Regions from separate parts of the Homo sapiens genome. Here region 1 is linked to region 2. Evidence: chromatin loops called from intact Hi-C (ENCODE). Cell type or tissue: IMR-90. All regions are shown on one strand. Links, peaks and the distances in the headings refer to the core of each region. The heading gives the core; the rest is flanking DNA.

Region 1 (6,528 bases), core at 2,667-5,166, 450 kb after region 2:
ACAGGCACGCACCACTACTGCCCAGCTAATTTTATATTCTTAGTAGAGACGAGTTTTTACCATGTTGGCCAGGCTGGTCTCGAACTCCTGACCTCAAATGATCCACCTGCCTTGGCCTCTCAAAGTGCTAGGATTACAGGTGTGAGCCACTGCACCCGGCCCCCTTACGTTCTAATCCAACACACTCTTCCTAACTCCCCTCTGACCTCTCAGCTCTCTCTATTGCCCATGCTGTTCTCCCTGCTTCACATGTCTCTCTCCATCTCTTCCACCAGAAAAAACTGTTCTGCTCTCAGATAGAAGTTTCTTCCTTCTTTTCTTTCTTAAACCAGATAAATAAATCATTGAGAATGCTGTGTACCCCCATATCCCCCACGTGATCTTAAACAGCACTCAATTTTAAAAGGGTGCATTTTTAACTCCTCAGGCTAAGAGAACAGAAACCTGGGACAAAATTAGGAATCCAGCTCACATGCCTGTAATCCTAGCACTTTGGGAGGCCAAGGCGGGCGGATCACGAGGTCAGGAGATGGAGACCATCCTGGCTAACATGGTGAAACCCCGTCTCTACTAAAATTACAAAAAATTAGCTGGGCGTGGTAGCGGGCGCATGTAGTCCCAACTACTCAGGAGGCTGAGGCAGGAGAATGGCGTGAACCCGGGAGGCGGAGCTTGCAGTGAGCCGAGATCGTGCCACTGCACTCCAGCCTGGGCGACAGAGCGAGACTCTGTCTCAAAAAAAAAAAAAAAAAAATGAAGCCAGCTCAATTGCTAACATTGAAAAATGACTCAGAACTCTTTTTTTTTTTTGAGATGGAGTCTCACTCTGCAGCCCAGGCTGGAGTGCAGTGGCGCAATCCCAGCTCGATGCAAGCTCTGCCTCCCGGGTTCACGCCATTCTCCTGCCTCAGCCTCCCGAGTAGCTGGGACTACAGGTGCCTGCCACCACGCCTGGCTAATTTTTTTTTTTTGTATTTTTTAGTAGTGACGGGGTTTCACCGTGTTAGCCAGGCTGGTCTCGAACTCCTGACCTCAAATGATCCACCCGCCTCGGCCTCCTGAAGTGCTGGGATTACAGGCGTGAGCCACCGTGCCCGGCCAGAACTTTTTTTTTTTTTTTTTTTTGAGACAGGGTCTCGCTCTGTCCCCCAGGCTGGAATGCAGTGGAGTGATCTTGGCTCACTGCAACCTCCACCTGCTGGGTTCAAGCAATTCTCGTGCTTCAGCCTCCCGAGTAGCTGGGACTACAGGCATCCACCGCCACGCCCAGCTAATTTTTGTGGTTTTTTTTTTTTCTTTCTTTTTAGTAGAAACAGGGTTTCACCATGTTGGCCAGGCTGGTCTTGAACTCCTGACCTTAAGTGATCCACCTGCCTCAACCTCCCAACATGCTGAGATTACAGGCGTGAGCCACCACACCCAGCCCAGATCTCTTTTGAAATAAGCAAGACATTCAGTTTTGAAATCGAGGTGGTTTTGGTGTTGGCCACAGTTGGGGTGGTGGTAGATTATGCCAGCCATCTTTTGGAAGCTGACCCTGAGCCCTGCACCCCACCTCTTGTTAGGAATCTCAATCTATCATTGTTTTTGTTTGTATGTTTGTTTGAGGCGGAGTCTTGCTCTGTCACCCAGGCTTGAGTTCAGTGGCGCGATCTCAGCTCACTGCAAGCTCCGCCTCCCAGGTTCACGCCATTCTCCTGCCTCAGCCTCCCGAGTAGCTGGAACTACAGGTGCCCGCCACCATGCCCAGCTAATTTTTTGTATTTTTAGTAGAGACGGGGTTTCACCGTGTTAGCCAGGATGGTCTCGATCTCCTGACTCGTGATCTGCCCGCCTCAGCCTCCCAAAGTGCTGGGATTACAGGCGTGAGACACCGCGCCCGGCCCGTTTGTTTGTTTTTGTAGAGAAGGGGTTTCACCATGTTGCCCAGACTGGTCTTGAACTGGAATCAAGTGATCTGCCTTGGCCTCCCAAGGCGCTGGGATCACAGGGGTGAGCAACCACACCGGCCCTCTATAATCGTTTTGCAATTGTAATTACAGTTGTTTTAATGTTCTTCCTCCCCACCCCACCCCCAGATTTAAGCTTCTCCTTGTCTTTTTAATTTTCACACCCCAATATCCAGCATAGTACCCACTGCAGAGTACAAGCACAAGAATTGCTTATTGAACTAAACTCAACAAAAGGTTTGTTTGTTTGTTTTGAGATGGAGTCTTGCTCTGTCGCCCACTGGAATGCAGTGGCCCAATCTTGGCTCACTGCAACCTCCGCCTCCCACAGGTTCAAGTGATTCTCCTGCTGCAGCCTCCCGAGTAGCTGGGATTACAGTCACGCACCACCACACCTGGCTAATTTTGTATTTTTAGTAGAGATGGGGTTTCTCCATGTTGGTCAGGCTGGTCTCAAACTCCCAATCTCAGGTGATCTGCCCACCTCGGCCTCCCAAAGTGCTGGGATTACAGGCATGAGCCACTGCGCCTGGCTAATTTGTATTTTTAGTAGAGACAGTTTCACCACATTGGCCAGGCTGGTCTCCAACTCCTGACCTCAGGTGATCCGCCTGCCTCGGCCTTCCAAAGTGCTGGGATTACAGGCGTGAGCCATGCGGCCTGGCCAATGAAAGGTTTTTTGGAATAGGTGCAAGATCACTCACAATCCCCTTCCAAGAGACTTTCCAAGAAAGTCTCTGGCCACTGTCAGAGTCCCTCTGTAACTCTGCTTGGGGGGAAATGGTGAGTTGGGGGCCTTATGAGGCCAAAGAGGTAGTCACAGGAGCCAGAATTCTCACGTACCTCCTCCAGGCTCATGAAGAGAGGCACAACTCACTTTTTTCCTCCCACTCCCTCCCCTCCATCTCTCCCTATTCTCTCTCTTTCCTTTATTTCTCTTTTTTTAGAGATAAGAGTCTTGCTATGTTGCCCAGGCTGGTCTTGAACTCCTATATTCAAGCAATCCTCCCACCTCAGCCTCCCAAAATGCTGGGATTACAAGAGTGAGCCACCATACCTAGCCTATAATTCACTTTCTAACCCACCTCCCCGCCCACTGCTCTCCCCCACGCCCTGCCCTATACACTGCCCCACCCCTGTGATTATTCCTCCCCAAACAAGCAGATCAAAAGTGATGCTAAGAAGTCGGGCACAGTGGCTCACTCCTATAATCCCTGCACTTTGAGAGGCCAAGGCGGGAGGATGGCTTGAGTCCAGGAGTTCAAGGCCAGTCTAGGCTACCTGGCGAGACTCTGTCTTTACAAAAATATTTAAAAATTAGCTGGGCGTAGTGGTATATGCCTGTAGTCACAGCTCCTCAAGAGGCTGAGACTGGAGGATCTCTTGAGCCCAGGAGGTCATGGCTGCAATGAGCTGTGATTGTGTCACTGCATTCCAGCCTGGATGACAGAGGGAAACCCTGTCTAAAAAAAAAAAAAAAAAAGCTAATAGTTGCAAAGCAAGCACATTCATGCCCGATCTGCTTAATTATCACAACAGCCCTATGAGGAAGCCACCATTAGCCCCACAGAACAGATGAAGGAACTGAGCCCAGGAGTAGTTCGATGATTATGCCTGAAGGACAGCTTGTGTGTCAGGGCCCTGAATTTTATTTACTATGTGTGGGTCACCTTTCTGAAGGCTCATAAACTTCCACGCATATGATCCTCATATCATCCCCATGAGATGTGTAATATCATCACCCCCATTTTATAGATGAAGAAACTGAGACTCTGAGCATTTACGTAACTTACCCAAGGCCACAGGGCTGGTGACAGTAGAGGTGGTTTTGAGCCAGGGCTGTCCAGGTACACCCTCTCAACCACTTTGTCATCCTTCCTCTGGATATTCTCTGGACACCTTGGCTTTAGCATGTGCAAGTAGGACGACACCCCCCTCACCAAGAGGTAGTAAGGATTAGATCTAATATGTGTGTGTATCTGGATCACAGTAAATACCCAGGAAAAGAGGTCATCATTTTTGTTCCTCTCTGACAATTGCAGCAACTGGCCGCCAGAGGGGAGTCATGCACTGAAGACCTAAGCCCTTCCCAGGTGACTGGTTGACCATTCAACGGTTAAGAATTGTGCTGGGCCCTTTTATCTCTGTGCCCAAATGTGGGATCAAGGACAGATCTCACCAGTACGGAACTACAAGGATCTTTTGACTCTTGCAAAAGAAATACAGCTTAGGCCTTAAAACCCATCTAAGGCCCCTTTACCAACACCAATTCTAGGACTGGGAGGGTGGGGGAGATCCCTGTGGAGGGAGGCCCAGCTGTGTCCCATTTGGTGGTGGCAGTGCTGGGGGAGCAGCAATTATCAGTAATTCCTCTCCTGCTGGAGGCTGGGCTCCTGGAGCCACAGCTGCAAGGTGGGAGGTGGCAAGGAGGATTTTGGAATTGTCTCCCTAAGGGGTTTCCATGGTTACAGATGGATACAGGCAGCCCACTAGGCTGGGTCCTTTCTCCATATTGTCTCCTGGGGAGACAATGGGCTTTGGGGATGGGGCGGCATGCCACGCAGATCATTTCTAGAGCAGGGACCATGAGTGCCTGCTCTGTGAACCCCTGGACCCCAGCTGCTGGGACAGAGGGAGTTGGGCACAGGGATCAGCCTTGGTAACCGACTGCTTGCTTTGGGGTACAACACTACTGCTACAGCAACTCAAGAGAGGCTGTCCGCTGAGCCACTCAAGCAAATCTGAGGCTCCAAAACAGCCAAACTGCAGAGGCCTCCAGGTATTTAAAAAGCATGCATTTTGGAGTCAGATAGTCATGTCATGATTCTGTCCCTTGCTAGCTGTGTGACTTGGGCAAGTTATTTTACCTTCCTGAGTCCCCGTGTCCTTATCGCGAAAGTGGGACAACACCCACTTTATAAAATTGGTGTGAGGAAGCAATAAGCACAAAGCCTAGTGCCAAGAAAATGCTCAGAGAGTTCCTAAGCTCAGGTGGGTTGATGGGGTCCTGGGATGTGGGACTGGCTCTGTACCCACTCTGTGGCCTTAGACAAGGCCCTTCTTATTTCTGGGTCTCAGCTGCTCCATCTATGACTTGGAGACTTTGAAAGGCTTATAAAGGATGAAAGCTACTCAGGAGGCTGAGGTGGGAGGATCCCTTGAGTCCTGGATCCAAGACCCGCTTGGGCAACATAGTGAGACCCGCCCTGCCTCGAAAGAAAAGGAAGTACCTGGCCAGGCGCGGTGGCTCATGTCTGTAATCCCAGCACTTTGGGAGACCGAGGTGGGCAGATCACGAGGTCAAGAGTTTGAGACTAGCCTGGCCAATGTGGTGAAACCCTAACTAAAAATACAAAAAACATTACCGGGCATGGCCAGGCGTGGTGGCTCACACCTGTAATCCCAGCACCTTGGGAGGCCAAGGCAGGCAGATCACAAGGTCAGGAGATCGAGACCATCCTGGCTAACACGGTGAAATCCCGTCTGTACTAAAAATACAAAAAAAAATAGCCAGGCGTGGTGGCAGGTGCCTGTAGTCCCAGCTACTCGGGAGGCTGAGGCAGGAGAATGGTGTGAACCCGGGAGGCAGAGCTTGCAGTGAGTTGAGATTCCGCCACTACACTCCAGCCTAGGCAACAGAGAGAGACTCCGTTTAAAAAATAAATAAATAAATTTCCTGGGCGTGGTGGCGGGTGCCTATAGTCCCAGCTACTCCGGATGCTGAGGCAGGAGAATTGCTTGAACCTGGGAGGTAGAGGTTGGAGTGAGCTGAGATCACGCCACTGCAGTCTAGCCTGGTGACAGAGCAAGACTCTGTCTCAAAAAAAAAAAAAAAGAAAAGAAAAGTACTTGGCCGAGCACAGTGGCTCATACCTGTAATCCAAGCACTGTAGGAGGCTGAGGCAGGAGGATCACAAGGTCAGGAGCTCAAGACCAGCCTGGGTAACACAGCAAGACCTCCCAATCTCTACACATTTTTTTTTTTAAAGTAGCTGGGTATGGTGGTGTGCACCTGCAGTCTCAGACTTAGGAGGCTGAGGTGGGAGGATCTCTTGAGCCCAGGGGTTTGAAGCTACAGTAAGCTATGACTGCACCACTGCACTCCAGCCTGGGTGACAGATTGAGACCCTGTCTCAGAAAGAAAAGAGGGGAGGGAACGGGAGGTGAGGGGAGAAAAGAAAAGTGCGAGCTTGGGAAAACAGAAATCAAAACACTAACACAACAACCCCATCTTCCAGGACTTAAATCCAGTTGGAATATGCAACATGTGATCACAGGGGCATGTGGTATTTGTGTAAGTAGACTCTGTGCTGTGGCAATTAAGGGAGATTTTTCTGAGGGAGGCAGGACTTAAGTTAGGCCTTCGAGAGTCTCAGAATCAGGAAAATATTCCAGAAAAATCTCCCACGCTATGCCAAGGAGAAACAGAATCCCAGAAGGGCGAAGGGACTCAGTTCTCTGCCACTCAGTTTCAAATCCTTCCTAGTCACTGCCTTTTCCCCAAGGAAGGGTGTGTGTACGTGGGGAGGAAAGGAAGGAGTAAGCAAAAACCATTGTCATTTATGTCCAATTTATGGGA
Region 2 (6,528 bases), core at 2,356-4,855:
AACTACCACTGAGCTGTCCTTCTTAGGGTCTTGCCGATCTCCAGAACCAAGGAGTTTGGGTTCTAACAATCATGCAGGTATAAGAGGCAAGAGTTTGGGCTCAATAGAGGTGGTAAGTTGAAAATGAGACTCCAGTCCCCAATCTAAAGCAAGGATTATTGAAGAACTACAGCTCCAGGATAACTAGTGAAAAAAGTCACCTCCCTGATATAGGGAGATAAGAGGACCCGGGCTCTATTAGGGGTTAAAGGAGGATTATCCCTAGAGAATTTATAATCTTAGACCTGCTCTCACTTGAATTCAGAGTTCAAATTTATACCATCTGAGTGGTCTAGAACCTATCTGTCCTGAGAAACTAACATAAAATGGCCATCAGCCTAGTAATATCCCTGGGAAACCTAGCTGAGCAAACAAAAGTACTCTGGAGGGAGCCACTCTCTACAGAGGTCACACAGGATTCCCACAGATTAAAGTCCAGCTGAACCTGAGCTTATAACTAAAAATTACAAAACACATAAAGATCCATCTTTTACTTGACTGGGCAGAGCAAGTCAAGTAAAAAAGAACCAAAGTTACTAAGATTATTGGCTAGAGACCATACAATAAGTACATTCCAATGTTTAAAGTCATAAAAGAAGGAATGAAAAAAAAAAAAAACAGGAGAAAGGAACAAGGTGCTATCAACAAAGATCAGAAGATCTGAAAGTTAACTAAATACAACAGCTAGAAACAGAGAAGAGAAATGGCATATTAGAGGCAAAGGAAGATATTAATAGTGGTCAAGAGAGATACGTAATTACAAAGAGCAGCACAGAGTTAAAAAGATGGAAAAGGTAAAAGAGAGGTTAACAGATGGGGAAATAATTAAAAAGGTCCAAAACAAGGAAGTTTTAACAGGCAGCCCAAAAGGATAGAATACAGAATAGGGAACAGGCAATATTTGAAGAGCTAGCAGGTAAGAATTTTCAAGAGTTGATTAAAGATATGGACCTCACATTCAGGAAGCAATGTCCCAACAGGAGAAAACTAAATCTGCACCTAGGATTTAGGATCGGAAGAATCCTAAATCCTCGTAAGGATACGGAAGAATGTATCACAAACAGAAAATCTTTAAAAAGAAAAAAGAAAAAAAGACCATTGTCTCAGTCCATTTGTGCTGCTGTAATAAAATACCTGAGGTAGTAATTTATAAGAACAGAAACTGGCCAGGTGCGGTGGCTCACGCCTGTAATCCCAACATTTTAGGAGGCTGAGGCAGGAGGATCACTTGAGGTCAGGAGTTCAAGACCAGCCTGAACAACATGATGAGACCCCATCTCTACTAAAAATACAAAAATTAGCCAGGTGTGGTGGTGCACACCTATAATCCCAGCTACTTGGGAGGCTGGGGCACGATAATTGCCTGAACCCACGGGACGGAGGCTGCAGTGAGCTGAGATCGCGCCACTGCACTCCAGCCTGGTCGACAGAGCAAGACACCATCTCCAAAAAGAACAGAAATTATTTCCTCACAGTTCTGGAGCCTGGGAATATAAGATCAAGGCACCAGCAGGTTTAGTGTCTGCTGAAGGCCCAGTCTCTGCTTCCAAGATGACACCTAGAATGCTGTTTCCTCACAGGGAAGAAGGAATGGAACAAAAAGGGTTGAACTTGCTCCCTCAGGCCCTTTTTTAAAGGTGCTGATCCCTAATACTATCTCCTTAAAGGTCCTACCTCTTAATGCTGTTGCACTGGGGGTTACGTTTCAACACGAATTTTGGAGGAAGCAAAAACATCCCAAACACAAAAACAATCTATAATAACAACTGAACCACTTCTCAGCAGAAACTTTTAAGTAGGTGGCAAGTAGAATGGACTACAGGGGATAAGGTTGGGAGCAGGAAGACCAAATAGGAGGCTATTGCAGTAATCCAGGCAAAACATAGTTATGGCCTAGACCAGGATGGTGGCAGTACATGCGTTCCAAGAGCACGTGACCAAGACAGTTGAGAAATGGTCAGAATTCTGGCCGTATGAAGGCACGACCAAAAGATCTGCTCTTAGACTACATGTGAAGCATGAGGCAAAGAAAGGAATTAAGAAGCCGAGTGCAATGACTCATATCTATAATCCCAGCACTTTGAGAAGCTGAGGTGGAGTTCAACACCAGCCTGGGCACAACACAGTAAGATCCCGTCTCTATAAAAAAAGGTAAAATAAAATAAAATTAGAAGGTACAGTGGCATACACCTGTAGTCCCAGCTACTTGGTAGGCTGAGGCAAGAAGACAGCTTGAGCCCAGGAGTTTAAGGTTCCAGTGAGCTATGACTGTGCCACTGTACTCCAGCCAGGGTGACAGAGCAAGACCCTATCTCTAAATAAATAAGCAGATAGACAGATAGATAGATAGGAATTAAGGTAGACTCTAAGGTGGCTGGGCTGAATTTGTAGAGGGACAGCATTACCATCAATTCAAATGGAGATGACCGCAGATGGAGCAGTCTGAGAAGGAAGATGAGGAGTCTCATTTGGGACATGTGTATGAGATGTATATTAGATGTATAAGGGCCCACTTGAAATTCCTGGTAATGATTTAAAGTGAAACCAATCCACAAAGTTCTTTTTCTCCAGTCTTGTTCAGCTGGCTGAACAGACAAAAGAATAGAGAAACCAGAATTGGACTGAACCAGATCGAAGCACTGCAGAACAAAGCAAAAGAAGGACAGGAGAGCAGAGGATGTGTGTGAGGGACTTTAAATTCACTCAGTACAGAAGGAGGTGAAGAATAGTGAAAATATAATAGAAACTAATGAAGTGAAGGTCCCAAGGGGACTTGAAGGCTTGTTGGAGTAAGGGTACCAGGTACCAGAGGAAACTAAGCCTGAAATATAGAAGAAAGAAATCAGAGAGGGACTTCAAGGAATTGAAATCATGGAGGGACTGTAGTTATTGATAATGTCAAAAACGAAGGTATAATCATAGGAATCCTGTGGGGGAGTAGGGAGAAGTAGAGAACAAGATCATTAGAAGAGAGAAATAATTGAGAGGTAAAGGTGTTGCAAGGGTCACCAGCATGTAAGCGCCATAAATTAACAGGAATAATGCTGGAAAGAGTGACGTTAAGACAGAATCTGAAGTTGTTGAGAAGTTAGGGGCAGTGACTCAGGGCGTCGACAGACGGCAGCAACGATAGAGTATTAGGTGATGTCGTCCAATAAGATCACATTTAAAAATCAAGGACAAGAGTGAAGAAACAGTCTGAGACATAAGAGAAAAACAGCCACCACTGGAGAGGGAAGAAATGACTCCAACAATGATCCTATGAGAAAGCTCAGGGCAAAAGAAAAACAACTGAAATTGGGCCTGGAGGAGACGCCAAATGCCAATTCTCTCCAAGCCTGATTCTTCTAATGGCTGCACTATAAGCCTAGAACCACCAGATGGAGCCCAAGCTCAGCTCCTCAAAAACACCAACGCTTGAAGGTGTTGAAAAAACCAAGCCTTCCGCTTCCATTCAGATTCTGCCCACCCCGAATACTGCTCCCTGTCCATCACTCTGCTTCTCTGGGTACATCTTTCTCTGTCCTCTCATCTTTGCCTCTTTTGGTCCCCCTTCTCCTTTCCCCAGCCTACCTGCTTCCTCATTCTCAAAAACGGAGAGGGAAAAAACCTCCTATAGTTTATGTTTTTAAAAAGAAAGCTTTTCCCTTTTAAAAACTCTTGCATTTGGCCTTCTGCCCAGTGGTACAATTAAAATCTTGTCAATGTATACACAGGGTTGGTTTGGGAGGACTTAATTAAGTTTAGACCACACACCAATTTTAAATGAGTGTATGATACAAAGGGTCTGTGTTGCCATCGTAGTCATTGGAAGACAAATGATATATGATTCATCTATAAAGTGCTTTAAAACAGCATATCCTCATAAATATGCTTAAACCATTAAATTGTGTATTTTAAAGAGATAAACTTCATGATAAATAAAGCATATCTCAATAAAGCTGTTAAAGAAAACCCAGCTTATCCTCAAACTGTAGCATTCTCTCAGCACATCTTATTTGTACTAGCTTATACTATAGTTTTCACAATCTCTTTTTCAAAAGAAGGAAACGTTAAACCTTAGTATAGCCCCATCTATAAATTATCATAATTCTGAATTCAGAGAGTCTGGGAATTATACCACCGTTTTATTTATTTGGCTTTTAGTGCCAATTTTATATGTTTTATCAAGACTCTGGATGATATGAATCAACTAGTACAGGCAATGAAAAAGCTAAACCCAGTAAATATGTAGCAAATACTTACTGGAAACATACAGAGAAAGCAGGTATTACACACCACTGCTTAAAACTCTCTAAAGGTCCTGGCTACTATTAGGATAAAGTCCAAATTCCCCATGATGGCACCCAAAGCCCTTCATGATGTGGCCCCGCCAGCCTCTTCATCTACATCCTCGCCCTCCCTCTTCCCTCTGGTCCCTCACTAGTTTGATTCCTTCTCATTTCTTCAGATCCCACTTTAGACAATACATCCTTCTGGAAAATTCTGGAGTGCCTTCTTCAAACCCCAGGCCAGATCTGGGCCTCTCTTTTTTGCTTTCACAGTCTGCTACATATTTCCCATCACAGAACCTATCACACTCTATTGCAGCTTTATTTACTCAATTCTTCTCTCCAACTTGTGTCACCACTATATTCTCAGTACCCAGCAGGGAGCCTAGCACACAGGGAATGCTGAAAATTCGATGAATTTGACTGATGAGTGAGCCTCCTAATTATCAAATAGCTTGTCGGCCCTTTGGCAATGACCATTAACAGAAAATAATAAGAATGTCCATGACCTAATCATGGATTACAAAGGAGAAAACAGATGGCAAGAGTGAACAGACAGCACAGAATCTCAGGCCCTGTGGTAATGCTCTGAATGATCTCATCCCTAGCCCTGTGCCACTTGCACAATGTCTCAACCACAATTCTCTCCCCCTGACCTGCTGGGAAGCCCTTTCTTGCAGGTCTATGCCACACAAACAGGACATAGACATCAAAAAACCACAACACTCACAGGATGTTCAGCTCTAGTTATCGGACCAAATGTTGGAGAAGTAGTAGAAAACATTTCTGGATCTTCCTCCACTCCTCAGAATGAGATTTCAGAGCCAGAAGGTAGCTAAAGATCATTTAGTCAACTGGTTTTCAAACTAGACTCAGCAAATCCCCTTGGGGTCATTTAGGGGAAAGACAACAGGGGAGATATTTTGAGCAGGCTGAACTCCAGGCTCCTTTCACTTACTCAACCAAAGCAACTGATTTTTAGCTTCTTACAATATTGGGCTTCTCCTATATGACTTTATTAAAGAATTCTACATAGCTTTTATTTAAAATAAAATCACTTACTTCATTCAAACCCCTTATTTTAGAAACAAGGAAACGGACTCAGAAGTAAATACTGTGCTTTTTCCAGCAGTTTAGCAAAAGTCAAGGACTTCAGTCTCCTGACTCTATGTTCAGGATTCTTCCCATTATGCAAAATCACCTCCTTATAAACTCTTAAGCATTTTTACAAAATGAGGAGTTCTAAGCACTACTCTATAAACAAACTAACAATGACAAAAGAGTATAAAGGAACAAATAAGTACAACCACAAATAGGGCAGTACTATACTACAGGCAATACTAAGTACCTTATATACATGATTTCTGCAGGTATCAGGAATCTCAGATCATTTACTTTACATGTTCCTACGTTACTCCACGGAGGTTTTCCCTCAATGTCCACACAAAAACAATATGGTAATCCCTGGACATGTAAAATGCTTAGCAGAATACCTTGCACATAAGTCACAACAAACAGTAAGCTACTACTATTATTCTATTCAGCTTTCACAATAACCTTATGGGGCAAGGACTCTCAAATTTTCCCAAAGTACGCAGCTAGCAAGGACAGTCAGAGTGAATCTAGGTCCAATTCCAAAGTTTATATTCTTTTAAGAATACCATACTGTTTGGCCAAGTCACTGATTTTCTCTATGCTTTAGTTCCTCTGAAAAAATAAAAGAATATCAACTACCTTACAGCAACACTATGCAATAAAGTTAGCAAAAGCACTTTGAAAAGTCCTATGCATACCTAAAGTAAGTTTCATCAGGGAAAATCCTCCTAAAAATAGTGATTCACTAAGATCATCCCTTCTCCCCAGAGTAAACAAGGAACTAGACTGAAAATGGGGTTAGGAGGTCACTTATCTCTGACCTTTTGGCCCTAAGTAGCCAGGATAAGAAATGCTTTGCTACCTCCTGGATCATCCAAAAGCAAAGTAGACACCTCTCTTTCTACTGCCTCCCTTACTCTGTGTTAAGTATGTTTATCCAGGCAAAATTCATTTATTTAGCAGACATTTATAGAACACCTATGATGCACCCAGCATTTTGCCAAGATAAGTAGAAAATCTTACCCTTGCCTTTAAGGAATCATACAGATATAACCAATCATAAAACTATGATAAAGAAGCCTTCCCTGACCATCTTACATAAGATAGCACCCACCCTTTTGCA

What was found. Peaks named below come from ENCODE experiments on the same cell type or tissue, not always from the same donor. Only the 100,000 strongest peaks of a DNase experiment are listed, where the experiment ranks them.
Region 1: a loop joins it to region 2, with 8 times the contacts of the local background. A loop is called at or near these places in 10 of 110 quality-filtered maps.

Annotation. Positions count from the first base shown.
Region 1 is chr1:23,540,877-23,547,404 of GRCh38, forward strand. The region is part of intron 1 of LOC124903876 (a long non-coding RNA gene); the gene reads left to right. Among named protein-coding and RNA genes, the nearest start is that of E2F2, 13 kb to the left of the region's middle. RefSeq lists an enhancer at 3,862-4,156. In IMR-90, for the core only: a CTCF peak has its summit at 4,009 (motif pointing right); a DNase peak (open chromatin) is centred at 4,025.
Region 2 is chr1:23,095,488-23,102,015 of GRCh38, forward strand. The region is part of intron 2 of LUZP1 (leucine zipper protein 1); the gene reads right to left. Among named protein-coding and RNA genes, the nearest start is that of MIR3115, 54 kb to the left of the region's middle. In IMR-90, for the core only: a CTCF peak has its summit at 3,416 (motif pointing right); a DNase peak (open chromatin) is centred at 3,444; H3K27ac peaks cover 269 bases.